2 separate regions of the Homo sapiens genome follow, and region 1 is linked to region 2. A link is an interaction called in ENCODE POLR2A ChIA-PET data of the cell type or tissue named here. Cell type or tissue: OCI-LY7. All regions are shown on one strand. Links, peaks and the distances in the headings refer to the core of each region. The heading gives the core; the rest is flanking DNA. Region 1 overlaps FN3K (fructosamine 3 kinase). Region 2 overlaps RAB40B (RAB40B, member RAS oncogene family).

Evidence for each region. Peaks named below come from ENCODE experiments on the same cell type or tissue, not always from the same donor. Only the 100,000 strongest peaks of a DNase experiment are listed, where the experiment ranks them.
Region 1: POLR2A ChIA-PET joins it to region 2 with 17 read pairs; 3 of 35 experiments call an interaction of 5 or more read pairs at or near these places.

Annotation. Positions count from the first base shown.
Region 1 is chr17:82,736,919-82,748,587 of GRCh38, reverse strand. It overlaps FN3K (fructosamine 3 kinase), which reads right to left. Exons shown (of 6, transcript NM_022158.4): 2 at 9,948-10,099; 3 at 7,734-7,825; 4 at 7,195-7,277. Among named protein-coding and RNA genes, the nearest start is that of FN3K, 7.1 kb to the right of the region's middle. RefSeq lists enhancers at 4,319-4,955, 11,093-11,669. In OCI-LY7, for the core only: a CTCF peak has its summit at 5,043 (motif pointing left); no DNase peak of the experiment used is centred there.
Region 2 is chr17:82,671,275-82,687,031 of GRCh38, reverse strand. All of the region lies in intron 1 of RAB40B (RAB40B, member RAS oncogene family), which reads left to right. Among named protein-coding and RNA genes, the nearest start is that of MIR4525, 11 kb to the right of the region's middle. RefSeq lists enhancers at 6,272-6,796, 6,797-7,322. In OCI-LY7, for the core only: CTCF peaks have their summits at 7,307, 9,006 and 9,215; DNase peaks (open chromatin) are centred at 7,822, 8,341 and 9,251; H3K4me3 peaks cover 1,909 bases; H3K27ac peaks cover 3,460 bases.

The DNA.
Region 1 (11,669 bases), core at 1,260-5,259, 66 kb before region 2:
ATGACAGATTGGCAGGTTGGAAAAATAAAGCAAATCCAACAATAAGTTATGTGCAAAAAGACATTATCTACTAAAAAAAAAAAAAGCTTGAAAGGATAGAAAAGATATACCATGCTAACACTAGTCAAAAGAAAGCTGGAGGCCAGGCACAGTGGCTCACGCCTGCAATTCCCAGCACTTTGGGAGGCTGAGGTGGGCAGATCCCTTGAGCCCAGGAGTTAAAGACCAGTCTAGGCAACATAAGGAAACTCCATCTCTACTAAAAATACAAAATTAGCCGGGCATGGTGGCGTGGGCCTGTAGTCCCAGCTACTTGGGAGGCTGACGTAGGAGAATCGCTTGAACCCACAGGCAAAGGGTGCAGTGAGCCGAGATCGCGCCATTGCACTCCAGCCTGGGCAACAAGAGTGAAACTCTATCTCAAAAAAAAAAAGAAAAAAAAAAAGAAAGCTAGAGTGGCTACATTAATACAAGACAAAGTAGATTTCAAAGCAAAGAAAATCAAATATAGTCATTTCACAAAGGGAGTCGACTAATGAACATAATAATCCTAAATGCCTACACCTCTAATAACACAGCTTCAAAATACGTAAAAGAACTGCAGGAAAAATAGATAAATCCCATATCCTGCTATTGACTCAATGGTGCCCACCCCCGTTCCTACGTTGAAGCCCTAACCCCTAATATACCTGTATTTGGAGGAAGGGCCTCTAGGAGGTAATTAGGGTTAAATAAAATCGTAAGGGTGAATTATTAATCCAATAGGATTAGTGGCCTATAAGAAGAGGAATAGAGTAGGATTTCTCTCTCCATGCAAACAGATCTCAATAAATTGAGAAGAATTTAAGCATGCAAAGTATAATCAAATTCAATTAGAAATCAATAGGAAGGCCAGGCCTGGTGGCTCACGCCCATAATCCCAACACTTTGGGAGGCCGAGGTGGGTGGATCACGAGGTCAAGAGATCAAAACCATCCTGACCAACATGGTGAAACCCCATTTCTACTAAAAATACAAAAAGTAGCTGGGCGTGATGGTGCATGCCTGTAGTCCCAGCTACTCGGGAGGCTGAGGCAGGAGAATCTCTTGAAACCAAGAGGCAGAGGTTGCAGTGAGCTGAGATTGTGCCATTGCACTCCAGCCTGGTGACAGAGCAAGACTCCGTCTCAGAAAAGCAAAACAAAACAAAATCAATAGGAAAAATTCTGGGAAATCCTCAAATATTTTAAAACTAAACACAGTTCTAAAATCTGTTTAAGAAAGATGTCTAAAGGGAAATTAGAAAGTGTTTTCAATTGAATGAAAGCAAAAACACAACTTATAATTTGTGAGATGCCACTAAAGCAGTACTTGGGGAAAATGTGTAGCACTAAACATCTGTGTTAGCAAAGATCTCACAGTAATGACCTCAGCTGCTACATTAACCAACCAGAAAAAGAGCACATTAAACCTAAAGTAAGCAAGAGGCCAGGCGCGGTGGCTCACACCTGTAATCCCAGCACTTTGGGAGGCCGAGGCAGGCAGATCACAAGATCAGGAGTTCGAGACCATCCTGGCCAAGATGGTGAAACTCTATCTCTACTAAAAATACAAAAATTAGCCAGGCGTGGTGGCAGGTGCCTGTAGTCCCAGCTGCTTGGGAGACTGAGACAGGAGAATCGCTTGAACCCAGGAGGCAGGGGTTGCAGTGAGCCAAGATCTTACCACTGCACTCTAGCCTGCTCAACAGAGTGAAACTCCATCTCAACAACAATAAAAAGGATAATAAGGAAATTTTTTTTTTGAGACCAAGTTTTGTTCTTGTTGCCCAGGTGGAGTGCAATGGCACGATCTCAGCTCACTGCAACCTCCCTGCCTCCCGGGTTCAAGCAATTCTCCTGCCTCAGCCTTTCGAGTAGCTGGAATTACAGGTGCCCGCCACCATGCCTGGCTAATGTTTTGGTATTTTTAGTAGAGATGGGGTTTCACCATGTTGGCCAGGCTGGTCTCGAACTCCTGACCTCAAGTGATCTGCCCACCTCGGCCTCCGAAAGTGCTGGGATTACAGGCGCGAGCCACCATGCCCAGCCTCTGAAGGACGCTTCCAAGAAAATACACAAACAACAAACTAGGAGACACTATTCGCAAATCATATATCTGGTAAAACACTCATATCCTAAATACGCAAAGAAATCTCAAAACTCAATAATAAAAAAAAAACCCTATTCACAAATTGGACAAAATAAGTGAACACATGGTTCACCAAAGAAGATATTTTGTCAGCAAACAGGCACACGAATAGATGCTCCACATCTTCAGTCATTATGGAAATGCAAAATAGAACCTCAGTGAGATAATATTTCACGCCCACTAGGATGGCTGTAATTTAAAACAAAAAATCTCAAGTGTTGACAAGGATGTGGAGGAACTGGAACTCCCATATGCTGCTGGTGGGAATGCAACATGGTGCAACCACTTTGGAAAAGAGTTTGGTAGTTTTTTTTTTTTTTTTTTTGAGACGGAGTCTTGCTCTGTCGCCCAGGCTGGAGTGCAGTGGCGAGATCTCGGCTCACTGCAAGCTCCACCTCCCGAGTTCACGCCATTCTCCTGCCTCAGCCTCCCAAGTAGCTGGGACTACAGGCGCCCGCCACCATGCCCTGTTAATTTTTTGTATTTTTTAGTAGAGACGGGGTTTCACTGTGTTAGCCATGATGGTCTCGACCTCCTGACCTTGTGATCCACCCGCCTCAGCCTCCCAAAGTGCTGGGATTACAAGTGTGAGCCACCCCACCCGGCCAGTAGTTTCTTAAAGAGCTAAATATGGACCTACCATATGACACAGTCATCCCCCTCCTAGGTATTTACCCGAGATAAGTGGAAGCATTTGTCCAGACCAAGATTTGTACACAAAGGTTCACAGCGGCTTTATTTGTATGAGCAAAAACTGGAAATGATCCAGAAATCCATCCACATGTGAATGGATAAACAGGCTGTGTTAGATCCGTACAGGGGAATGGGCTTTTGACACATGCAACATGGATGTGTATCACGGATGAATATCAAAGGATTTTAGACTTGGATAAATATCAGCATGATTATGCTGAGTGAGAGTGTGGGGAAAAGCAAGAGAGATCAGATTGTTACTGTGTCTGTGTAGAAAGAAGTAGACATAGGAGACTCCATTTTGTTCTGTACTAAGACAAATTCTTCTGCCTTGAGATTCTGTTAATCTATGACCTTACCCCCAACCCCCTGCTCTCTGAAACGTGTGCTGTGTCAAACTCAGGGTTAAATGGATTAAGGGCGGTGCAAGATGTGCTTTGTTAAACAAATGCTTGAAGGCAGCATACTCGTTAAGAGTCATCACCACTCCCTAATCTCAAGTACCCAGGGACACAAACACTGTGGAAGGCTGCAGGGACCTCTGCCTAGGAAAGCCAGGTATTGTCCAAGGTTTCTCCCCATGTGACAGTCTGAAATATGGCCTCGTAGGAAGGGAAAGACCTGACCGTCCCCCAGCCCGACACCCATAAAGGGTCTGTACTGAGGAGGATTAGTATAAGAGGAAGGCATGCCTCTTGCAGTTGAGACAAGAGGAAGGCATCTGTCTCCTGCCCGTCCCTGGGCAATGGAATGTCTCGGTATAAAACCCAATTGTACCTTCCATCTACTGAGATAGGGAAAAACCGCCTTGGGCTGGAGGTGGGACATGCGGGCAGCAATACTGCTTTGTAAAGCATTGAGATGTTTATGTGTATGCATATCTAAAAGCACAGCACTTGATTCTTTACCTTGTCTATGATGCAAAGACCTTTGTTCACATGTTTGTCTGCTGACCCTCTCCCCACTATTGTCTTGTGACCCTGACACATCCCCCTCTCGGAGAAACACCCACGAATGATCAATAAATACTAAGGGAACTCAGAGGCTGGCGGGATCCTCCATATGCTGAACGCTAGTTCCCTGGGTCCCCTTATTTCTCTCTATACTTTGTCTCTGTGTCTTTTTCTTTTCCAAGTCTCTCGTTCTACCTAACGAGAAACACCCACAGGTGTGGAGGGGCAACCCACCCCTTCATGAGAGAAGCAGACAGAAGACATACCACATGATTCTATTTATATTAAATTCCACAAGATGCAAACTAATCTACAGTGACAACACCAATGAATGGTTGCCCAGGGGCAGGGAAGGGCACGAGGAACCTTTTGGGGGTAATCAGTATACTCACCTTGACTGTGGTAAAGGTTCACAGGTACAAACATCAAAATGTACCAAATTATACATTTTAAATGGGTGCAATTTATGTCAAATTACACCTCTGTAGAGAAAAATACGAAGCTGATTTTATACAAAGGGTTATTTTGTAAAACTCCTTCGGGGAGGACCGCCCTGGTCAGTGGCCCCCACCAAGAATCTCCCTGCACATGGGTGCTGTGGTGACTCGGCCCCTGGGCTCACCCTCTGGTGCTGTGTGCACCTCAAGAGCAGGATGGAAAGGCCCCTCCCCATAGCCTGGCTGTCAGATCCCCAGCTCAGAGGTGCACCGTGCAGCCTCCCGTTATTTCCCATTTGCCTGCCCAAGCTCCCAGCGTCTGAGCTCTGTACTCTTTCCAGAAGACAACCAGGTTTAGTGCTGGAAGCAGGCGACCAGCCTGGGCTAGCCCAGTCCTGCCACCTGAACAGAGGGGCTGTGATCCTCCAAGCTACCCGGGGAAGGTGCCACCTGGGTACACAGCTGGTCCCAATGACCAGGCCTCCCCTGACAGAGGGGCTGCGTCATGGTCAGGGCCTGTGGTCTGAAGCCAGACTGAGGGTCGAAGCCCAGCTGCCCCGCTGACAAGCTCCATGGACCCAGGCATGAACTCTGCATGTCACTTTCCTCATCTATAAAACGGATCAGTGACATTATCTGCCTGGTTACCTGCTAGGGCAAGTGGGTGAGTTGAGTTCAGTGAAGTGCTTAGAAGGGTGCCTGTATGTGGCAGTGTACAGAGCATGGGGCAAGCACCACAGCCGACCCAGCTGGCAGCCCCAGGGGGCCTTAGTGCCCAGGTGTCTGAGGAGCCCGCCGCTCAGCACTGCCCCCCATTGGCTGCAGCACACATTCCCCCAGGACCCATTGAGCCCTCCCAAGGAGTGGGAAGCCTCCGGAACCTGGTGCTGTCCGAGGCACAACAAGCAGGAAGCAGGGCAGGTGTCCTCCCTGGCGCCTCACCCTTCCTAGCCAGGCTGCACCTGATCTGAGGTGGGTTCCTTGATCCTGGAGTCCGAGGGGCATTGAGGGGCTCCCTGTGCTCCAAACAGACTAGCCCCCTTCTCGTCTGCTTCACACACAGGGGCTCTGGGTAAGATTTCACTTCATTTCTTTGAAACACCACTCTGCTGGGCCAGCCAAGTCCTGTAGAGCCCGCCACTTGCAGCCCTTGACCTCAGCATCCACAGCAGGACCACAGGACCACAAGCTGCACCCAGCCGTGCTCACCTGGACAGGTGAAGAGGGTGCTGCTCACTGGCTCCGGACAGGTGTGTGACCCCAGGGGAGCCAGCTGTGGCTGAGATCTCGGGGGTCTCGGTAAATCTGGTAAGCTCCATGTGCAGTTCTAGCGAGCCCAGATGTGAGGACTGCCTGTTGGCTGGGAACCCTAAATCTGCTTGGGCTTCATGAGGATCTTGCCCCAGGTGACCTCCAGCTGGGAGAATCACCCTCTACCCACACCAGGGAGAGCTTGGTCATTGTTCGCAGGGACCCAACTAGTCAGGACGGGCGTCGACAAGGAGACAGATTTGAAAGTATTCTCTCTTCAAGAAGCAGTGACTTTGAACTAGCTCTTATATAATGGGTGCTGTGTTCCTAACAAAACCAAAATATGGTCCAATATTGGCTTCTTCAAGAGAAGCACAGGGCAGTTGGGCTGTCCAAAGTCTTCTTTGGAACTTCACAGATTTCAAAGATGATGGTTCAAGAGGCTCCAGTATTATTCAGCCATAAAAAGGAATATGTAAAGAAACGTGTGGCCTAGCCATAGAATGGAATATTATTCAGCCATAAAAGAATAACATTCTAACACCTGCTACAACATGGAAGAGCTGTGAAACATGATGCTGAATGAAAGATACAAAAGATCACATATTATGTGTTTCCACTCATATGACATATCCAGAAAATTCAAAGAGACAGAAGGTACATTAGAGGTTGCCAGGGACCAGGAAAGGGGGAAATGGGGAGTGACTGCTAATGGGTTCTGCTTTAGGATAATGAAAATGTTCTGGCCAGGCATGGTGGCTCACACCTGTAATCCCAGCACTTTGGGAGGCCGAGGTGGGTGGATCACCTGAGGTTGGGAGTTCAAGACCAGCCTGACCAACGTGGAGAAACCCCATCTCTACTAAAAATACAACATTAAGTCCAGGCGCGGTGGCTCGTGCCTGTAATCCCAGCACTTTGGAAGGCCGAGGAGGGCAGATCACCTGAGGTCAGGAGTTCGAGACCAGCCTGGTCAACATGAAACCCCGTCTCTACTAAAAATACAAAAATTAGCCGGGTGTGGTGGTGCATGCCTGTAATCCCAGCTACTTGAGAGGCTGAGACAGGAGAACCGCTTGAACCCAGGAGGCCGATGTTGCGGTGGGTCGAGATCGTGCCATTGCACTCCAGCCTGGGCAACAAGGGCAAAATGCCGTCTCAAAAAAATAAAAAAGAAAAGAAAAGAAAGAAAATGTTCTGGAGTTAAACAGCAGTGATGGTTGCACACCATCACGAATGTACTAAAAACCAATTAATTCTAATCCTTTAAAATGGTGGATCTTATGTGAATTATATTTCAATTGTATCTAAATAAATAATAATTTGTAAAGGCCTCAGGAGAGGAGCTGAGTAATCAGCACTTAATCCCTGACTTTGCACACTACCCATCACCCACTGTCTCCAGTCCCTCAGACTCATCAGGAGCCTTGTGCAACACAACCTTTGCACTTGAGGCTCGCTCTGCTTGGAATGCTGATCTGCCTGCCCCAGCATGTCCCATGACCCTGCCCAGCTCAGCTCAGTGACCCTCAGCGTCTGCTCTCCCCATTCCAGGTATCACAGCTTCTACTCTGCTTTCAGAAATCAAGTAGTCAATCTTGCTGGTGCTTGGGAGATTAGCATTCTGTCACATATAAAGAGTGGGTGACCAGCATTAGGGCATCAGGGAACACCCTCACCCAGGCACTCACCTGCGGGATGAAGCCGCAGCACGTCACCGTGTGGAAGCCGAACTTGTCCACATACTGAGGCTCAGCACCCTCACCTCTTCGGCCTGTTGACAGAGATCCTTGGCCTGAAGGAGCTGTTTGTCTTTCTCTTAAATGCCAGACCTCAGCAGAGCATCAGTACAAGCCTGGGCTACGCATGCTAGAATATAGGTGGTCTGAGGATGTACTACATACAGTAGCAATTAGTCAATATATGGATCTGCCAGGACACTCCTACCTCAAGCACACTAGACAGCAGGGCTGGGTATAAAAGGGGTTATTATTACCTCAAGCACACCAGACAGGAGGGCTGGGTATAAAAGGGATCATGTGCCAATTCTACTAGCTTATCAGCTACATCAAAATTCTTATTTAATAATCTCATTTTCATAATGTAGTGTAAAGACAGACGGTATACAACTCAACCTATTATTGAAATGCCACCAAGAAGTACCATGAGCACCCATCTAGGGTAGACAATGTGGCTGGATCAAGGGTACCCAAAAGCAATCTGAACATACCCACTGTGTTCTCCTCCTCCTTCAACTTCTCCCTGAGCTTCTGGTTGTAAAGATGCAAATCTGCCATCTGCTCTCCAAGTTTTGATGCTTGACTGAGGAAAGAAGAAATGCAGCTAATTAAAATAACAAATAATAAATAACACCACCCAGTTTGTTCCATTTTGAGAAAGGTTTAAATACATTGAAAACTATTCTCCATTCTTCAAACAGTAAAAAGTGAACACCAGGCAATGACTCTTTCTTTTGCTTTTTCTTTCTTTTCTGGGGCCAGGCCTTGCTCTGTCATCCAGGCTGGAGTGCAGTGGCACAATCATGGCTCACTGCAGCTTTGACTTCTAGGGCTCAAGCAATCCTTCCACCTCAGCCTCACAACTAGCTGGGACCACATGCCTGTGCCACCATTCCTGGCTTTTTTTTTTTTTTTTTTTTTTTTTGTAGAGATGGGGTCTCCTCCTGCCTCGGCTTTCCAAAATACTGGGATTACAGGTGTGAACCACCACGCCCAGCACTGGCAAAGACTCTTTCCAGAAAATAACATCATGTAATCACAAACAGGAATTAACCAAGTGAGCTTCAACAGAAGTCTTAGGAGGTACCAGGAATTAAGGGAGGAATGCTGAGAAAGTAATGATAAGTGAAAATGCAGGGCCAAGCATAGTGGCACAGTGGCTCAGGCCTATAGTACCAGGACTTTGGGAAGCCAAGGCAGGCAGATCATGAGGCCAGGAGTTCAAGACCAGCCTGGTCAATATGGTGAAACCCCATCTCTACTAAAAATACAAAAAATTAGCCAGGCATGGTGGTACACCTGTAGTCCCAGCTACTCTGCAGGCTGAGGCAGAAGAATCATTTGAGCCCAAGAGGCAGAGCTTGCAGTGAGCCTAGACTGCACCACTGCACTCCAGCCTGGGCGACAGAGTAAGACTCTGTCTCAAAAAACAAAAAAAAAAGGAAAGAAAAAGCAAAAGAAAAAGATGGACTGGGTGTGGTGGCTCACACCTGTAATCCCAACACTTTGGGAGGCCAAGGCAGGCGGATCACTGAGGTCAGGAGTTTGAGACCAGTCTGGCTAACATGCTACTAAAAATACAAAAATTAGGCCGGGCGCGGTGGCTCACGCCTATAATCCCAGCACTTTGGGAGGTCAAGGCGGGTAGATCACGAGGTCAGCAGATCGAGACCATCCTGGCTAACATGGTGAAACCCCGTCTCTACTAAAAATACAAAAAATTAGCCGGGCATGGTGGCGGGCGCCTGTAGTCCCTTCTACTCGGGAGGCTGAGGCAGGAGAATGGCGTCAACCCAGGAGGCAGAGTTTGCAATGAGCCAAGATCGCGCCACTGCACTCCAGCCTGGGTGACAGAGCGACACTCCGTCTCAAAAAAAAAAAAAAAAAAAATAGCTGCGTGAGGTGGTGGGGTGCCTGTAATCCCAGCCACTCGCGAGGCTGAGACAAGAGAATTGCTTGAACCCAGGAGGCGGAGTTTGCAGTGAGCCAAGATTGCATCACTGCACTCCAGCCTGGGAAACAGAGCAAGACTCTGTCTTGGAAAAATAAAATAAAAATAAAGTACAAAGCAAATGATGGGTTCAAATATACTTATTTTGGGCAGGTGTGGTGGCTCAGGCCTGTTATCCCAGCACTTTGGGAAGCCGAGGTGGGTGGATCACTTGAAGTCAGAAGTTTGAGACCAACTCAGCCAACATGGTGAAACCCCATCTCTACTAAAAATACAAAAATTAGTCAGGTGTGGTGGTGGACACCTGTAGTCCCAGCTACTCAGGAGGCTGAGGTGGGAGAATCATTTGAACCCTGGGGGCAGAAGTTGCAGTGAGCCGAGATTGCACCACTGCACTGCACTCTAGCCTGGGCAACAGAGCGAGACTGTGTTTCAAAAAAAAAAAAAATATATATATATATATATATATGTGTATATATATATATTTTATGCAGCCTCATTACAGCCAAACTTATCTAGGAAAACCAGTCACATACCAGAAAGCAGTAACTTTTTATCTCCATTAAGAATGGCAGGGTGGAACTCTTGGCCCTGCCTCTGATAACCGGGCAGTTGTGTGGACGGCTCAGCCACAGGCTTCTCCCTGTTTCTGTCTCCCTCCCCATCTCTATCCCTTTCTCTGTCTCTCTCTGTTTGTCTCTGAGTCTCTCTCTGCCTGTACACATGTGCGCATATGGGTCTCACACACACTCACCTGCTCAAGCTCTTCATCTTCAAATGCTCCATCACAAAGGCGGCCCCACCTCCCGGCAGGTCGATGACCTTCATGGGCCTCGGCACCCGCACCAGGCCCGTGCTCCTGAGGGCCTCCAGGCTGGCCACCTCCCCCTCAAACATCTGCCGGGCCTGCATCCAGAACACAGCCTTGTCAGCCTTGTTGACTCAGCCAGGGCCTCTGCCCACTGGGCCCTTGACAGAAGCTACCACGTGGGAGTCACAAGGACCTTCATTCACTGATAGCTGGCTCTGGCTGGGAGCTGGCGTCCACCACAGAGGGCAGGGTGCAGAGGGGCCCCCCGTCGGAGACGAGAGGCTGCAAGGCTGAGGCTGAGCCTGGGCCGTGAGGGGTGTGGGGTCTGCAGGCTGCTGTGACAGGAGGATGCACAGGCCACGTGTGGGTGCCCGGGAGCACTGAGGGCGTGGGGAGGTGTGAGTGAACCAAGGTCCAGAGCTGGACCCCCGGGCTACCCACCTTCCTTGCTGCCTCTTAGGGTGGGGCAGCCACAGCAGAGGCCTCACTGGAGCTAACTTGGGCACACACGTCAGGCAGGGAAGAAGAGGGCTGGGCCCATCAGGCGGGGCCTCAGGTCCAGGGCAGGGGCTGGGAAGGTAAAAGGCACGGCACACCCGGCCGGCCCCCAACGCCTCCCGTGGGACCTGGGCCTTCCTGTTTCTGAAATATTCCCACAAACATTCCAGTTTTCAGTTAGGTGAACACTCACCTCACGTACAGTACACATTGGTTGAAAACATGCATTGACGAACGTGGTCCATGAATACCTTGGCCTATAGAATTGCATGTTTGTTTTGAGACAGGGTCTCACTCTGTCACCCAGGCTGGAGGGCAGTGGCATGATCTCGGCTCACGGCAGCCTCCGCCTCCTGGGTTCAAACGATTCTCCTGCTTCGGCCTCCTGAGTAGCTGGGATTACAGGTGTGGGCCACCCCACCCCGCTGTGTTTTTCTGTATTTTTACTAGAGATGGAGTTCCACCGCCGTGCGTGGTGGCTCGCACCTGTAATCCCAGCACTTTGGGAGGCCGGGGTGGGCGGATCACAAGGTCAGGAGATTGAGACCATCCTGGCTAACACGGTGAAACCTCGTCTCTACTAAAAATACAAAAAATTAGCCAGGCAAGGTGGCGGGCACCTGTAGTCCCAGCTACTCGGGAGGCTGAGGCAGGAGAATGGAGTGAACCGGGAGGCGCAGCTTGCAGTGAGCCGAGATCCAGCCTGGGCGACAGAGCAAGAGTCCGTCTCAAAAAAAAAGAGATGGAATTTCACCATGATGGCCAGGCTGGTCTCAAACTCCTGGCCTCAAGTGATCCACCTTTCCTCAGTCGCCCAAAGTGTAGGACTGCATGTTTAAAAAAATCAAACCTCATGAATGAGACCAAAGCATCTGCTGGTGCACACGAACAGAACGCCCTTTCCTTCAAAGTACCCCAGGGAAAGCCCAGGCACAGCCTCCCCAGCCTGGCAGCCCTGGCCAGCCTGCACCGAGGGTGGGTGTGAGTGTCCACAGGTGGGAGGGCGGCCGGCACACCCCAGCCCTGCTCCAGGGCGAGCCCCCCATGCACCAGGCCAGGAACTCCCGGCCTTGGGGCTGCTAAGCCCCAGGGGCCCCAGCATCACCTGCTCTTATGCATGGACTGAGCAGCTACTATGTGCCGGCCCCTCGTGGGGGTGGGAGGGAA
Region 2 (15,757 bases), core at 6,026-10,025:
TTCCCCCCAGCACTGGACAGGAGGGTCTTTGATACCCCTGAGCTCTGAGCCTCCTTCCCCCCAGCACTGGACGGGAGGGTCTTCCATGCCCTTGACCTCTGAGCACCCTTCGCCCCAGCACTGGATGGGAGGGTCTTCCATGCCCCTGAGCTCTGAGCATCCTTCCCCCCAGCACTGGACGGGAGGAACGTGGAGGAAGGTGGGGGGCTCCAGAGCTGCTGAGTGAAGTGGCTTTTGGATGGGCTGCTGTGACTAATGGAAAAGAGCTGCTGAGTGAAGGGGCTTTTGGACAAATTGAAACAGAGATTTATTCTCTCACAGTTCTAGAGACCAGAAGCCCAGAATGAAGGTGTTGCCTGGGCCACGCTCCCTTGGCAGGCTCTAAGCGGGGACCCTTCCTGACTCCCCTGACTTCTGGGGTGCTGCTGGCAGCCCTCGGCGTTCTGTGGCCTGTGGCAGCACCGTTCCAGTCCCTGCTGTCTGTCGTCACACAGCCTTCTCTCCTGGGTGTCTGTGTCCCCAAATCTCTCTGTGCTTATAAGAACACTAGCCATTGGATTTAGGGCCCACCTAACTCAGTATGACCTCATCTTAACTTGATTACATCTGAAAAGACCCTTGGCCGGGCGCGGTGGCTCATGCCTATAATCCCATCACTTTGGGAGGCCGAGGCAGGTGGATCACTTGAGGTCAGGAGTTCGAGACCAGCCTGGCCAACATGGGGAAATCCCATCTCTACTAAAAATACAAAAATTAGCTGGGCGTGGTGGCAGGTGCCTGTTATCTCAGCTGCTTAGGAGGCTGAGGCAGGAGAATCACTTGAACCCCGGAAGCGGAGGTTTCAGTGAGCTGAGATCGTGCCACTGCACTCCAGCCTCCAGCCTGGATGACAGAGTGAGACTTTGTCTCAAAAAAAAAAAAAAAAAAGAAGGCTGGGTGCGGTGGCTCACGCCTGTAATCCCAGCACTTTGGGAGGCCAAGGCGGGCAGATCACGAGTTCAGCAGTTTGAGACCAGCCTGGCCAACATGGTGAAACCCCGTCTCTACTAAAAATACAAAAATTAGCTGGGTGTGGTGGCGGGCACCTGTAATCCCAGCTACTTGGGAGGCTGAGGTAGGAGAATCGTTTGAATCCAGGAGGTGGAGGTTGCAGTGAGCTGAGATCGCACCATCGCACTCCAGCCTGGGTGACAGGGCGAGACTCCGTCTCAAAAAAAAAAAAAAAGAAGAAGAAGAAGAGATCCTGTTTCCGAATCAGGTCACATTCTGAAGTTCTGGGTGAATGTGAGCCTTTGGGGGACACTTCAACCCAGTATAGATAGATGGTGAAACCCGAAAGGACAGTTTCGTTCTCATGAAGGAAGAGCTGGGCACCCAGGGACCCTGTGGGTCCCCTCTTCTTGGAGCTTCAGCACTGGAGCCCCTGGCCCTGTTGGTTCCTGTTGGCTAGGGCCCTGGAGGGGCCCCTAGGACCTGCCCTGGAGGCAGGCCGGGTGCCTGGGGCCCGCCCCATCTGAGCGTTTCACTGCTGGGCTGTCTCCTTGGGACCCTACGGGCTACACAGCTCATTCTGCCGGTCGTCCATGCTTGGGGTTGGAGCACTGAAGCTTCGTCCCTGTGTGCGGTGAAGGACTTGGTGACTCCAAGGAGGCCCCAGGAATCTGCGTTCAGTTGAGTGCACGGCCACAGTTGAGGACCACTGCGTGTGCTGTCTCTTTCTGTGGTGTTTCTCCTCCTCCTCCCTCCCCACCCTCCTTTTCCCTTCTGGCCCACTTCCCCCTCCCCCTCCCTCCTCCGTCCTCCCTCCCCCTCCCCATTCCTTTCCTCTCCCGCTTCCTCTCTGCTTTTATTGAGATATGGTTTACTTACAGTAAAATGTCTCCCTTCTTGAGTTTTTTTGTTTTTTTTTTCCTTTTTTGAGACAGAGTTTCACTCTTGTCACCCAGGCTGGAGTGCAATGGTATGATCTCGGCTCACTGCAACCCCTGCCTTTGGATTCAAGCGATTCTCCTGCCTCAGCCTCCTGAGTAGCTGGGATTATAGGCGCCTGCCACCACGCCCGGGTAATTTTTCTATTTTTAGTAGAGATGGGGTTTTGCCATATTGGCCAGGCTGGTCTCGAACTCCTGACCTCAGGTGATCCACCCGCCTCGACCTCCCAGAGTTCTAGGATTACAGGCGTGGGCCACCGTGCCTGGCCCCGTCTTGAGTTTTGACAAAGACAGTGGTGTGACCGCCATCACGGTCAAGGTGGAGAACACCTCCACCACGCAGAAGTTTCCGCAGCCTCTTTGTAGGCAGCCCCTCCCCAACCCCACCTCCTCAGCCTCCAACGTGCCTGCATCCCGGAGGCCTTTGAACCTGGCTCCGGTCACTCAGCAGCCCTGAGCCTCTGAAGCCATCTGACTTGTCAGGTGCACCAAGAGCTCATTGCTTTTGATTGTGGGACAGTAGAGATGAACCACAGTCCATCACCCACCCACCCTCTGAGGAGGGTCTGGGTGATTTCCAGCTTTTGGCGATCTATGAAAAAAGCCACTGTGCATGTTTATGACTCGTTTTTGTGCGAACTTGTTTTTATTTCACTTGGGTAAATATCCAGGGGTGGAGTTGCTAGGTCATATGATAAATGAATGATTAACTTTATAAGAAACTGCCAAACCCTTTTCCACACTGACCACACCGTTTGCATCCCCGTCAGCAGTGTGTGAGTGTTTCAGTTGTCAACATTCTTTGGTTTTGTTTTTTTTAAATGTTAGCCACTCATGGGTGTGCAGTGGTATCTCATTGTAATTTTTTTTTTTTTTTTTTGAGACAGAGTCTCACTCTCTCACCCAGGCTAGAGTGCAAAAGCGCAATCTTGGCTCACTGCAACCCCTGCCTCCCGGGTTCAAGCGATTCTCCTGCCTCAGCCTCCCGAGTAGCTGGGATTACAGGTGCCTGCCACCACACCCAGCTAATTTTTGTATTTTTAGTAGAGACAGGGTTTCACCATGTTGGCCAGGCTGGTCTCGAACTCCTGACTTCAGGTGATCCACCCGCCTCGGCCTCCCAAAGTGCTGGGATTACAGGCGTTAGCCGCTGCGCCCGGCCAGTATCTTATTGTAATTTTAATTTGCATTTCCTGTGCTCATCTACCATCCTCATATTCTCTTTGGTGAAGTGTCTTTTCAGATCTTTTGCCCACTTTTTCTTTTCTTTTCTTTTCTTTTTTTTTTTTTTTTTTGGAAACAGGGTCTTGCTCTGTTGCCCAGGCTGGAGTGCAGTGGTGCAAGTCATAGCTCACTGCAGTCTCCACCTACTGGGCTCAAGTGATCCTCCCACCTGTTTCCCCAGTAGCTGGACTCCAAGTGCACACCACCAGGCCTGGCTAATTAAAAAAAGAAAAGTTTTGTAGAGATGAGGGTCTCACTATATTGTCCAGACTGCCCTTGAGAGATCCTCAAGAGATCCTGGGCTCAAGAGATCATCCTACCTCGGCCTCCCAAAGTGGTGGGATTACAGTTGTGAGCCACTATGTCTGGCCTCTTTTGCTTATTTTGAAAAACCTGAATTGTTTATTTTCTTTTTATTGAATTTTGAGAATGTTTAAATACGTTTTGGATGTAAGTCTTTACCCAGAAATGTGTTTTCAAGTATTTTCACCCCATCTGTGCCTTTTCTTTCCATTTAGTATCTTTTAAAGAATAAGAGTTTTTACTTTTGAAGAAATCCAGTTGATCAGTTTTTTTCTTTTATAGACCATCCTTTTAATGTCATATCTAAGAAATCTTTGCCTAACCCAAAGTCACAAAGATTTTCTTCTAGAAATTTTATAATTTTAGATTTTACATTTATGACTATGGTCCATTTTGGGTTTTTTTGTTTGTTTGTTTCTTTGTTTGTTTTTGAGATGGAGTCTCACTCTGTAGCCCAGGCTGGAATGCAGTGGCATGATCTCGGCTCACTGCAAGCTCCATCTCCCGGATTCAAGCAATTCTCCTGCCTCAGCCTCCCGAGTACCTGGGATTACAGGCGTGTGCCACCATGCCCGGCTAATTTTTGTATTTTTAATAGAGACAGGGTTTTACCTTGTTAGCCAGGATGGTCTCGATCTCCTGACCTCATGATCTGCCTGCCTCGGTCTCCCAAAGTGCTGGGATTGCAGGCATGAGTCACCGTGCCCGGCCGGGTTCGTTTTTTAATATAGTGTGAGGTATAGATTGAGATTCGTTACTTTTGCACAGGGATGTCTAATTGTTCCAGCAGCATTTGTTGAAAAGACTATTCTTTATTGTATGGCCTTTGCACTTTGGTCAAACATCAATTGGCCATTTTTGTGTGGGCCTATTTCTAGACTCAATTCTGTTCCATTTTTCTATTCAGTATTTTTTATACCAGTACCATACTGTGTTGATTAAATATATAGTAAGTCTTGAGTTTGAGGAGTCTGAGTCTTCCAACTTTGCTCTTTTGACTTTCCTTTTAAATGTTGGCTTTGTTGATTTCTACCAAGAAAAGTCCTGCTAGGATTTTTGATTGGGACTAAAACTATAGATCAATTGGGGAGACTTGTCATCTTAACAATACTGATTCTGTCAATCATGAACATGGTATGTCTCTCCATTTATTTAGGTCTTCTTTGATTCCTTTTATTAGTGGTTTGTAGCTTTTAATATATAAGTCTTGCACTTTTTTTTAGATTTATACTCAAGTATTTCATGGTTTGGGGGCTACTGTACCTAGTGCTATTTAATTTCAATTTCTGATTGTTTACTGCTAGTATTTAAAAATACAACTGTTTTTTTCCATGTTGGCCTTGTATATTTTGATCTTACTAAATTCACTTATGAGTTCTAATAGCTTTCTTATTGGTTTTTGGAGAGGTGTATGTGTGTGTGTGCATGCGTGCCTGTGTGTGTGTGTGTGTGCATGCGTGTGTGTGTGTATAGTAATGTCATCTGGTAATCGAGATGGTTTTAATCTGCATGCCTTTTCTTTCTTTTTGTTGCCTTATTGCCCTGGTTATAACTTCCAAAATGATATTGAATTGGAGTGGTAAGAGTGGATATTTTCATGGGGAAAATATTTTCTCATTTTCATGGGGAAAGCGTTCTGTTTTTTACCATTAAGTAAAATGTTAGCTTTGAGGTTCTTTTTTTTAAGATGCACTTTATCAGGTTAAGGGAATTGTATTCCTAGTTTGCTGAGAGCTTTTGTTGTGAAAAGGTATTGGATTTTGTCAAATGCTGCCTCACTGAGATCATGTGGGTTTTTCTTTTTTGATTTATTGATGTGATAAATTGCATTGATAGATTTTCAAAGGTCGAACCAACCTTGCATTCCTACAATAATAGATTGCCGAATTTGGTATATTTTTTATTGATGGAGTTATCTCTTTTACTTTATATTTTTACTTTTAATTTATTGTATAGTAAGTTATTTTAATGATTGGAATCACAGTGCTAGAGAAATCCCCCATCTGAGCCCAGTTCTGGTGGCTCCAAAGCCTCCACACAGAGCCTTGAGATGCTTTGCTGCAGGGTTGCTTGTTTCGCACTCAGAGCCTGGGTTGCTGAGTGAGGCTGTGCTCATCCAAGCAGAGGGGCTTTTTTCCCTACCCAGTGTCTGACTGCACTGGTTAACTACTGCTTCCTGTATTAGGAGACTTCTCCCAGACGGCTGCTTCTAACTGTTCAGAGGTATTACTCTCGTTTGCCTTTTTGTCTAGAAATGTAATATTTCCTACCATAGGTAAGTTATGTTCCCTAGGAGAGCCAGCAATCTTTGAGTTATATAAATTGATTTTTAGCCAAATCTTCACTAAGGAGTTGGGGGTGGGGGAGCTCATTTACCACTTACCTACCAAAAACTCATGTTTTTTGAGTTAATATATTACCACATGTAGTGTTTTGGCAACTGTGTTCAATGTATATGAAGCAGATATATTTGCCTTCATTTTTAGCTAATTTTCTCTCAAACATCATTTTCTTTTCTCTTTCTTTTTTTTTTTTTTTTTTTTTTTTTTTTTTGAGATGGAGTCTTGCTCTGTTGCCCAGGCTGGAGTGCAATGGCGCAATCTCAGCTCACTGCCTCCCGGGTTCAAATGATTCTCCTGCCTCAGCCTCCTGAGTAGCTGGGACTACAGGTGCACGCCACCAAGCCCAGCTAATTTTTGTATTTTTAGTAGAGACGGGGTTTCACCATGTTATCCAGGCTGGTCTCAAACCCCTGACCTTGTGATGCAACTGCCTCAGCCTTCCAAAGTGCTGGGATTAAAGGCGTGAGCCACCGTGCCTGGCCCAGAAATTATATTTTAGAATTAAAACATTTGTATCAATACTTCATATGAAAAATGTTAAAATTACATATATCATTATAGGTATTACTACTAGGTAGAAAGAAAATCATATATATACATAAACAGTGAAATGAACTACACTGAAATATTAATCGTAGTTGTCCATGGGTGATAAGATTGTAGTGGTAAATATTTAGTACCAAGCATGAATGACTTGATTTTAAATAAGCTTTTTCATATGCGATATTTTTTTTAACTTCAGAAGCAAAGAGTGTCAGGCAGCCTTGGTGGGGTGGCCTCCTGGAACCCTCCAGCCTCCAGCCAGGACTTTGAGTTGAGAAGCTCACACACGTGGGGGAACTGCCGTCCCGTCCCCCGAGCGGCCCCGCCCAGAGCCCACACCCCTCTTTGGCAGGTCGTGGCCAAGGTGGGTGGGGCTCCTGCCTGCGACCCAGGGCCAGGGCAGGACTGGATCCTATGGCCACTCCCCTGGGTGTATGGGAACCTAGGAGAGACCCAGGCCCCAGTGTGGGGTCCAAGGCTGCATGAGACCTCCGTGACAGAGGTCACCCCACCCTGAGAGCCCGGGCCCGCCTGAGTTGAGCCCTCGAACCCTGCCAGGCCTCCGGTCTGAGCAGGACGGGCCAGCCCGAGGACAGCTGCCCCCTTCTCAGGCCCTGGGAGTTGTGGTCACAAGATGTCCAGCCCCACAACCAGCCTCAGGGAATCCACCACTCTGATGGGTTGTGAGGGGAGCTCTGGGATCTGGCCCCTCTGTCCCTCCCACAGCCACTGTGGCTGCCTTGATCCCCCTTCCCCAAGACGATGTCTCTTCGTGAGCCTCCCACGACTGCGTTCACCCCGCAGCCTGCTCGGGCAGCAGCTGCCACGCTCCAGGACACTGCTTCTGGGCCGTGTTCCTTCGTGTTTCCAGGTGTCCTGTGGTGGTGACAGCTCAGTGGAAGCTGGCCCCTGCCCTGTGCTTGGTGGAGGCTGCCCCCTGCCCTGTGCTCGGTGACCTGCAGGTGCTTAGTGACTGGGCGGGGCAGCAGTGGCCGCACAGGGTTGGCGTGGCCTCTGCAGCACTTGTCCAGCCTGATGCTGGTCCCAGGCCTCACCTTTTGGGAGTTTAGTGTCCTAAGACAAAGGTGATTTAAATAAATAAGGCTTGTGGCGGCCGGGCGCAGTGGCTCCCACCTGTGATCCCAGCACTTTGGGAGGCCAAGGCGGATCACAAGATCAGGAGATCGAGACCATCCTGGCTAACACAGTGAAACCCTGTCTCTACTAAAAATACAAAAAATTAGCTGGGCGTGGTGGCAGGCACCTGTAGTCCCAGCTACTCGGGAGGCTGAGGCAGGAGAATGGCGTGAACCCAGGAGGCGGAGCTTGCAGTGAGCCGAGATTGCGCCACTGCACTCCAGCCTGGGCGACAGAGCAAGACTCCATCTCAAAAAATAAAATAAAATAAAATAATAATAATAATAATAATAAGGCTTGTGGTGTCCTTCAGGCTACCGGAGAAGGTGGTTGCTGGTGGGCGCGAGCTGCTCCTGACTGTTCAGAAAGGGAGCTGCTCAGTGGTTCACGCCTGTCATCCCAGCACTTTGGGAGGCCGAGGCAGGTGGATCACGAGGTCAGGAGATCGAGACTATCCTGGCTAACACGGTGAAACCCCGTCTCTACTAAAAATACAAAAAAATTAGCCAGGCGTGGTGGCAGGTGCCTGTAGTCCCAGCTACCTGGGAGGCTGAGGCAGGAGAATGGTGTGAACCTGGGAGGCGGAGCTTGCAGTGAGCCGAGATGGCGCCACTGCACTCCAGCCTGGGCGACAGAGCGAGACTCCGTCTCAAAAAAAAAAAAAAAAAAAAACGCAGAAAGGGAGCTGCTTTCACAAAAACCACACACTTAAAGTCAGATGTGAGCATTTTACGGTGCAGGTGTAAAGCGGCGTTGAATCACCACCACACTGCAGCGTCAGCACCGGCCACTTCCAGGAGCCCTGTGCTGTCCAGTGGCCATTCGCCCTGCCCCTCCCCTCTGCCCCGGGGACCGCCAGTCTGCTTTTTGGCTTTCCGGTGTTTTAACTCAACATAAGACAGATTTCTCAAAAGCTGGGCTGAGAGATGAATACGTCTGTACATTGTATTGAATCAATATTTGCACCATCAACAGATCCTCGCTTGTGAAGGCGGTTATGCCACTTACTAAAATAGAATTAAGCAGGTGGTAGATGACTTAAAACAGATTCCTAAAATATTTACTCATTATGCAGCTCCAAGTGTAGAGAATGGTGTGGCATTTGACTTCTCCCTTTTTTGTTCTTGTTTTTTAGAAGGTTAAAATTATCTTTTTGTCCCTGTTTTCTGACTCACTCAGTGAACATTCTGACGGGCTTTGTTCTAGAAGCTTTGTATATCTTTATTATATTTTGATGGACAGAGTACATGGTAAGTTAATCAGCTAAGTGCAGTGAGCTTGAATTGTATTATCCTAACGCTAACACTGCTGATGTCAAAAATGTTTCTTAGTTTCTCGTGGACCAAAACGTAAGGTAACACAGAGAAGGAGAAACGGTAAATAACGAAAGAGCAAACACACAGATGGGAGATAAGGTAAAAAACAAAAACAAAAACAAAAAAAACTGCAAAGACTGAAACAAAATGGCTCCATCAATGGGCTTATGAAAAGAAGAGTCTTCTCACAAATTGAATTTGAACATAGCTATGAAAGGATATGGTTTGAGGATTTCTCTAGGCAGACATGGCTGCGTTAGAGGGTTTATCTTTGGAACAGCATTGATTTTAGAGAAAAAAAGAGAGACTTGAAATGAGTTTGGTCGCTGCTCGCTGGGCCCAGTGTCCAGACGTTCTGGGCTGTGGCTGAGGGATGGAGAAGAGGCCCCGGGTCAGGTGCAGGGGTCGGGCAGGTGCAGCACCGCAGCATCACTGACGCCCTCATCTGGGGTCAGAGGGCCCCACATCCGGGGGTTCCAGCAGACTTCAAGTGTCCTGCGCAAAGAGGATGCGGGCTCTGTGTAGGGCCAGGCCACCTGTGCCTGGAAACCCCAAACGCTTGGGTGCTGGCCCTGGAGACGGGTGGTGGACGAGGATTGGAAGGTGGACACGGGAAGGCAGGGTTCCCACTGGGAAAGGCCGAGTCCACAGGGACAGAGACGCGGCGTCAGGGCTGATGGAGAGCCACAACACAGGCCGCCTCTGGGCCTCGGACCTGTGGCAAGGGGGACACATCAGGGAAGGGCCAGAGTGTGTTGAGCTGGCCGCTGCAGGATGGGCCACCTCCTGGAAGCAGCCCGGCTTGTAATGCTTTCTGCCCTGTTGGGACGGGAGAAACCAGTGATTGGTTTTAGCTCTTTCTGAGGGGAATCTCATTGTAATGAGCTTTTACGATGGGCTGAGAACCTGGGACTTGGAAGAAATTCAGCTTTTAGTTCAGGTATTAATTCAGAGATAGCTTGAACATTAATTGTTTAAATTAGTAGGCTGGCCGGGAGCGGTGGCTCACGCCTGTAATCCTAGCACTTTGGGAGGCCGAGGCAGGTGGATCACGAGGTCAGGGGTTCGAGACCAGCCTGACCAACATGGTGAAACCCCGTCTCTACTAAAAATACAAAAATTAGCTGGGCGTGGTGGCGGGCGCCTGTAATCCCAGCTACTCGGGAGGCTGAGGCAGGAGAATTGCTTGAACCCGGGAGGTGGAGCTTGCGGTGAGCCGAGATCGTGCCACTGCACTCCAGCCTGGACGACAGAGTGAGACTCCGTCTCAGAAAAAATAAATAAATAAATAAATAAATTAGTAGGCTACCGGCCGGGCGCGGTAGCTCACGCCTATAATCCCAGCACTTTGGGAGGCTGAGACAGGTGGATCACCTGAGGTCAGGAGTTCGAGACCAGCCTGACCAATATGGTGAACTCTCATCTGTACTAAAATAAAAAATTATCCAGGTGTGATGGCGGGCATCTGTAATCCCAACTGCTGGAGAGGCTGAGGCAGGAGAATCGCTTGAATCCAGGAGGCGGAGGTTGCAGTGAGTTGAGATCACGCCATTGCATTCCAGCCTGGGCGACACAGCGAGACTCCATCTCAAAAAAGAAAAAGAAAAAGAAAAATTAGTAGGCCACTGAAGCAGAGATGTCAAACTGGCGGGGGTAAGCCTCAAAACAGGACCCATCCGAATGCAAAGGGAATGGTGCTTTGTAGGGGTGGCTGGGAAGAGCCGAGAGACTCGCCACGGAATTGGTGTGTGGGTGAGGAGAGGCTGTTGAAGGTCGGGGGTGCCCTGTGTGGGGGGGGAGAGGCTGTTGAAGGTGAGGGGTGCCCTCACTCTGTGGGTGAGGAGATGCTGTTGAAGGTGAGGGGTGCCCTCACTGTGTGGGGTGAGGGGAGGCTGTTGAAGGTGAGGGGTGCCCTCACTGTGTGGAGGGAGAGGCTGTTGAAGGTGAGGGGTGCCCTCACTGTGTGTGGGGGAGATGCTGTTGAAGGTGAGGGGTGCCCTCACTGTGTGTGACCACAGAGGTTTGGGGAGGAGTTGGAGCCTTTGCTGAGCTGACGTGGACTGCTGGCAGCAGGTGCACACATTTTGAGGAGCTGTGGTGAGTGCGTCCCACGAGGCGGTCGGTTCCCCATTCATAGCCAGGGAAACGGAGACCCGGGGGAGATGGACGAAGACATTGGTGTTGGGACTGGATTTGATCCCAGGCCCCAGGCTGCAGCGTCTGTGCTTTACCAGCCCTGTGGGGTCCTCACCGTCCCGTACCAGGAGACTCAGAGTACCAGGGGCTTCAGGTCGTCACTGTTGCCACCTCTCCCCCCTGGTGAGAAGGACCCACGTAGCAGATGGAGGGCACTGTTTTTTAAGGTTTTATCTCCCCACCCGCCTGCAAGAGAGTGAATGTTTGTGACCCCCCCAAATTCGGGTGCTGAAACCTAACCCCAAGGTGATGGTGTTAGAAGATGGGGCTATTGGAAGATGATTAGGTCACGTGGGGCTTTGTGGATGGGATGAGTGAAGCATCCAAGAGCTCCCTCGCCCCTCCAGCTAGGGGAGGACATGGGGAGAAGACACCTCCATGAACCAGGATGCAGCCCTCGTCAGACACTGGCTCTGCCTGGACCTTGATCTAGAACTTCCAGCCTCCAGAACTGTGATGACAAGTTTCTGTTGTTTAGGAGCTGCCTAGCTTATGGTATTTTCATTATAGCAACCCCACTGGCTAAGGTACTACCCTACCCTGCCCCACCCCCAGTTCTGAAGTATGGGGTAAAGGGAGTGCCATCCACGGGAGCAGAATAGATTCGGGAGAAGGGCCAAGTGCTGCTGTGAAGGAAGCCAGCGCTTGGTGGAGACCACGTCAGACAGGCGGCTGTCATTGTCCTTTCAAAGCTGGTCATTTGCCAGGGCAGGTTGTGGGTGTGGGTTATGCATCCGGGCTGTGCTAATGGGAACTGCCAGCTGAAGAAGACACTGAGTCCAGTTTTGGTCATGATGGTGAATAATGAAATCATTATCACTGAGTTCGATTTTATTTCCAGTTCTTGTTTATTGTTAGTGAAATTCCGGGATGTGGAGGTCATTGTACTTTGCTTGGGGAAGATGTGAAAATGCATCCTTTGTAGCTTTTCCCAGTTTAGGGGGTGTCAGATGTTTTCTCTCTCTCTCTCCAGTCATTGTGCTTTGTGGGTTTTCTACCAGACATTTTGGTGCAAACAAGAAAATTAACTCAAAATAGCTTCAGCACAGAGGAATGTGGTGCCCCACACAGCCGGCAGGTTGAGGGGCTGGTGTAGTTTCAGGCGTGGCTGGATTCTGGTGCCTGAACGATGCCGTCAGGATTATCTCGTGTTGTTCTTTCTCCTCTGCCTACTCCCTGCACACACCCTGGCCCTGCTTTCTTCTGTGTTAGGTTCATTCTGGGGTTCGTTCTTCCCACCTGGTGAGGAAGCTGGCCGGCAGCAACTCCAAACCATACGAACGTTGCCTGCGATGCCAGAGTGACGCAGGTGACAAGGAGGCCCCTCCCCCGTTCAGTCAGTCATTCCCCAGGTGTTTTAGGTTGCTTTTTCTTTTCTTTTCTTTTCTTTTTTTTTTTTTTTAAGACGAGTCTTGCTCTGTCGCCCAGGCTGGAGTGCAGTGGCGCGATCTCGGCTCACTGCAAGCTCCGCCTCCTGGGTTCACGCCATTCTCCTGCCTCAGCCTCCCGAGTAGCTGGGACTACAGGTGCCCGCCACCACACCCGGCTAATTTTTTTTTTTTTTGTATTTTTACTAGAGACGGGGTTTCACCCTGTTAGCCAGGATGGTCTCGAACTCCTGACCTCATGATCCGCCCACCTTGGCCTCCCAAAGTGCTGGGGTTACAGGCGTGAACCACCACGCCTGGTCTTTTCTTTTGAGACGGAGTTTCACTCTTTTTTGCCCAGGCTGGAGTGCAATGGCGCGATCTTGGCTCACTGCAACCTCCGCCTCCCAGCCTCAGTGACTCTCCTGCCTCAGCCTCCTGAGTGGCTGGGATTACAGGCACCCGCCACCACACCCGGCTAATTTTGTATTTTTAGTAGAGTTGGGCTTTGACCATGTTGGCCAGGCTGGTCTCAAACTCCTGACCTCAGGTGATCCGCCCGCCTCGGCCTCCCAAAGTGCTGGGATTACAGGCGCGAGCCACCGCGCCTGGCCAGGTTGTTGCGTTTTCTAGTTTGTCCAGTGTTGATAGTCACAAAATAAGAAAGATCTTGGACATTGAAAACAATAATTTCAAAGAAGGGATAAAAGTTAAAATGAGATGAATTCCCAGAATGCTGGGAAAAAGAGAGAGAGATGCAAAATCAGACAAGAAAGGTGGGAAACAGGCTCAGGAGGCCCAGTATCTGATTAATCACATCCCAGAAGGAGAGAACAAATTATCCAAGAAAGTTCCCCAAAATTGAGATTTGTGTCTCCAGATTGAAAGGCCCATGGAGTGGTCAGCCTGGCCACGAAGATCCCTACAGCAAGGCCCACAAGGTGTGCAGTTTCAGAGAAGCGCCTCCATGCCCACCAGGAGGAAAACCAGGTTGCATTCAGAGGGTCAAGAATGAGTTTACGGCCGATCTCAAAAGGAACTCTGGAATGACTGAACGTGTTTAAGGGAAAAGCATCTTCTCCCTCAATTGTATGCCTGTCCAAACACAAGGAAGAGTGAGGGCAGCCTAAAGACATTTTCAGACGTGCAAAGTCTCAGATACTACCTTCTTCCATGCACCTTTCTCAGGAATTGAAAAGAGGAGTCAGCTTAAGAGAGGGAAGGATGGAATCCAGCAGTAAGGGAGTGGGGGCCCCAGGGCAACAGTCCTCCCAGTCCAGATGGGAGCAGGACAGAAGGTCTGGAAAGATGCCCCAAAGAAAGTGAAATTCCTGAATGTTTGCAGGTACCGAGAGCAGATTTAGATAGTTGGGGAAAATTACAGTGATGAATTAGTAATAAATGCAGAGAAAACTGAACAAGTAAACAATGAGTAAACAACAAGTAAACATGAGGCAATTTTTTTTTTGAGACAAGAGTCTCACTCCATCACCCAGGCTGGAGTGCAGTTGCACGATCTCAGCTCACTGCAACCTCCGCCTGCCGGGTTCAAGCGATTCTCCTGCCTCAGCCTCCCAAGTATCTGGGACTACAGGCGCCCACCACCATGCCTGGCTAGTTTTTGTATTTTTAGTAGAGATGAGGTTTCACCATGTTGGTCAGGCTGCTCTCAAACTCCTGACCTCAGATGATCCACCTGCCTTGACCTCCCAAAGTGCTGGGATTACAGGCATGAACCATCACGCCTGGTACAATGAGGCAATTTTTAACTCCAGTAGAAACAAAAATTCGTACATGAAGGAAAAATAAACATTGTATACCATATGGTGGTTCAGCTGTGGATGGCGTCTACCTGGTGTCATTTTCTGTTGCTGTAACAGAATACCACAAACTGGGTAATTTATAAAGAAAATAAATGCATTTCTTACAGTTCTGGAGGCTGGGAAGTCCAAGGTTGAGGGGCTGCATCTGGGGAGGGCCTCCTGCTGCGTCATAACCTGGCAGAGGGCATCGCGCAAGCCCGTCAGCTCAGGTGTCTTCCTCTCCTTGTAAGGCCACCAGTACCATCATCAGGGCCCCACCCTGCTGACCCTACCTAATCCTAATTACTTGGCAAAGGCCCCACCTCCAATCAACATACAAACTGGAGGTTTACCTTTCTAACGTGAAGTTTAGCGGACACATTCAAACCATAGCACCTGGTTATGACAGTGTAGAATGGAATATCCATCTAGCTTAAAAAGCAACAAAACTGTACAGGGAGCGTGTGAGTGTGTGTGTTAGAGTTACAGGGGTGAGGTGTGTCAGTGGGTACAGGGAGCGTGTGAGTGTGTGTGTTAGAGTTACAGGGGTGGGGTGTGTCAGTACAGGGAGCGTGTGAGTTTGTGTGTTAGAGTTACGGGGTGGGGTGTGTCAGTGAGTACAGGGAGCGTGTGAGTGTGTGTGTTAGAGTTACAGGGGTGGGGTGTGTCAGTGAGTACAGGGAGCATGTGAGTGTGTGTTAGAGTTACAGGGGTGAGCTGTGTCAGTGGGTACAGGGAGCGTGTGAGTGTGTGTGTTAGAGTTACAGGGGTGGGGTGTGTCAGTGAGTACAGGGAGCATGTGTGTGTGTTAGAGTTACAGGGGTGGGGTGTGTCAGTGAGTACAGGGAGCGTGTGTGTGTGTTAGAGTTACAGGGGTGAGCTGTGTCAGTGGGTGAGTGTGTGTGTTAGAGTTACAGGGTGAGCTGTGTCAGTGGGTACAGGGAGCATGTGAGTGTGTGTTAGAGTTACAGGGGTGGGGTGTGTCAGTGGGTACAGGGTGTGTGAGTGTGTGTGTTTTAGAGTGACGGGGTGGGGTGTGTCAGTGAGTACAGGGTGTGAGTGTGTGTGTTAGAGTTACGGGGTGAGCTGTGTCAGTGGGTACAGGGAGCATGTGAGTGTGTGTTAGAGTTACAGGGGTGGGGTGTGTCAGTGGGTACAGGGTGTGTGAGTGTGTGTGTTTTAGAGTGACGGGGTGGGGTGTGTCAGTGAGTACAGGGTGTGAGTGTGTGTGTTAGAGTTACGGGGTGAGCTGTGTCAGTGGGTACAGGGAGCATGTGAGTGTGTGTTAGAGTTACAGGGGTGGGGTGTGTCAGTGAGTACAGGGAGCGTGTGAGTGTGTGTGTTAGAGTTACAGGGGTGGGGTGTGTCAGTGAGTACAGGGAGCATGTGAGTGTGTGTTAGAGTTACAGGGGTGGGGTGTGTCAGTTAGTACAGGGAGCGTGTGTGTGTTAGAGTTACAGGGTGAAGTGTGTCAGTGAGTACAGGATGTGTGTGAGAGTGTGTGTGTTAGAGTTACAGGGGTGAGGTGTGTCAGTACAGAGAGCGTGTGAGTGTGTTAGAGTTACGGGGTGAAGTGTGTCAGTGAGTACAGGATGT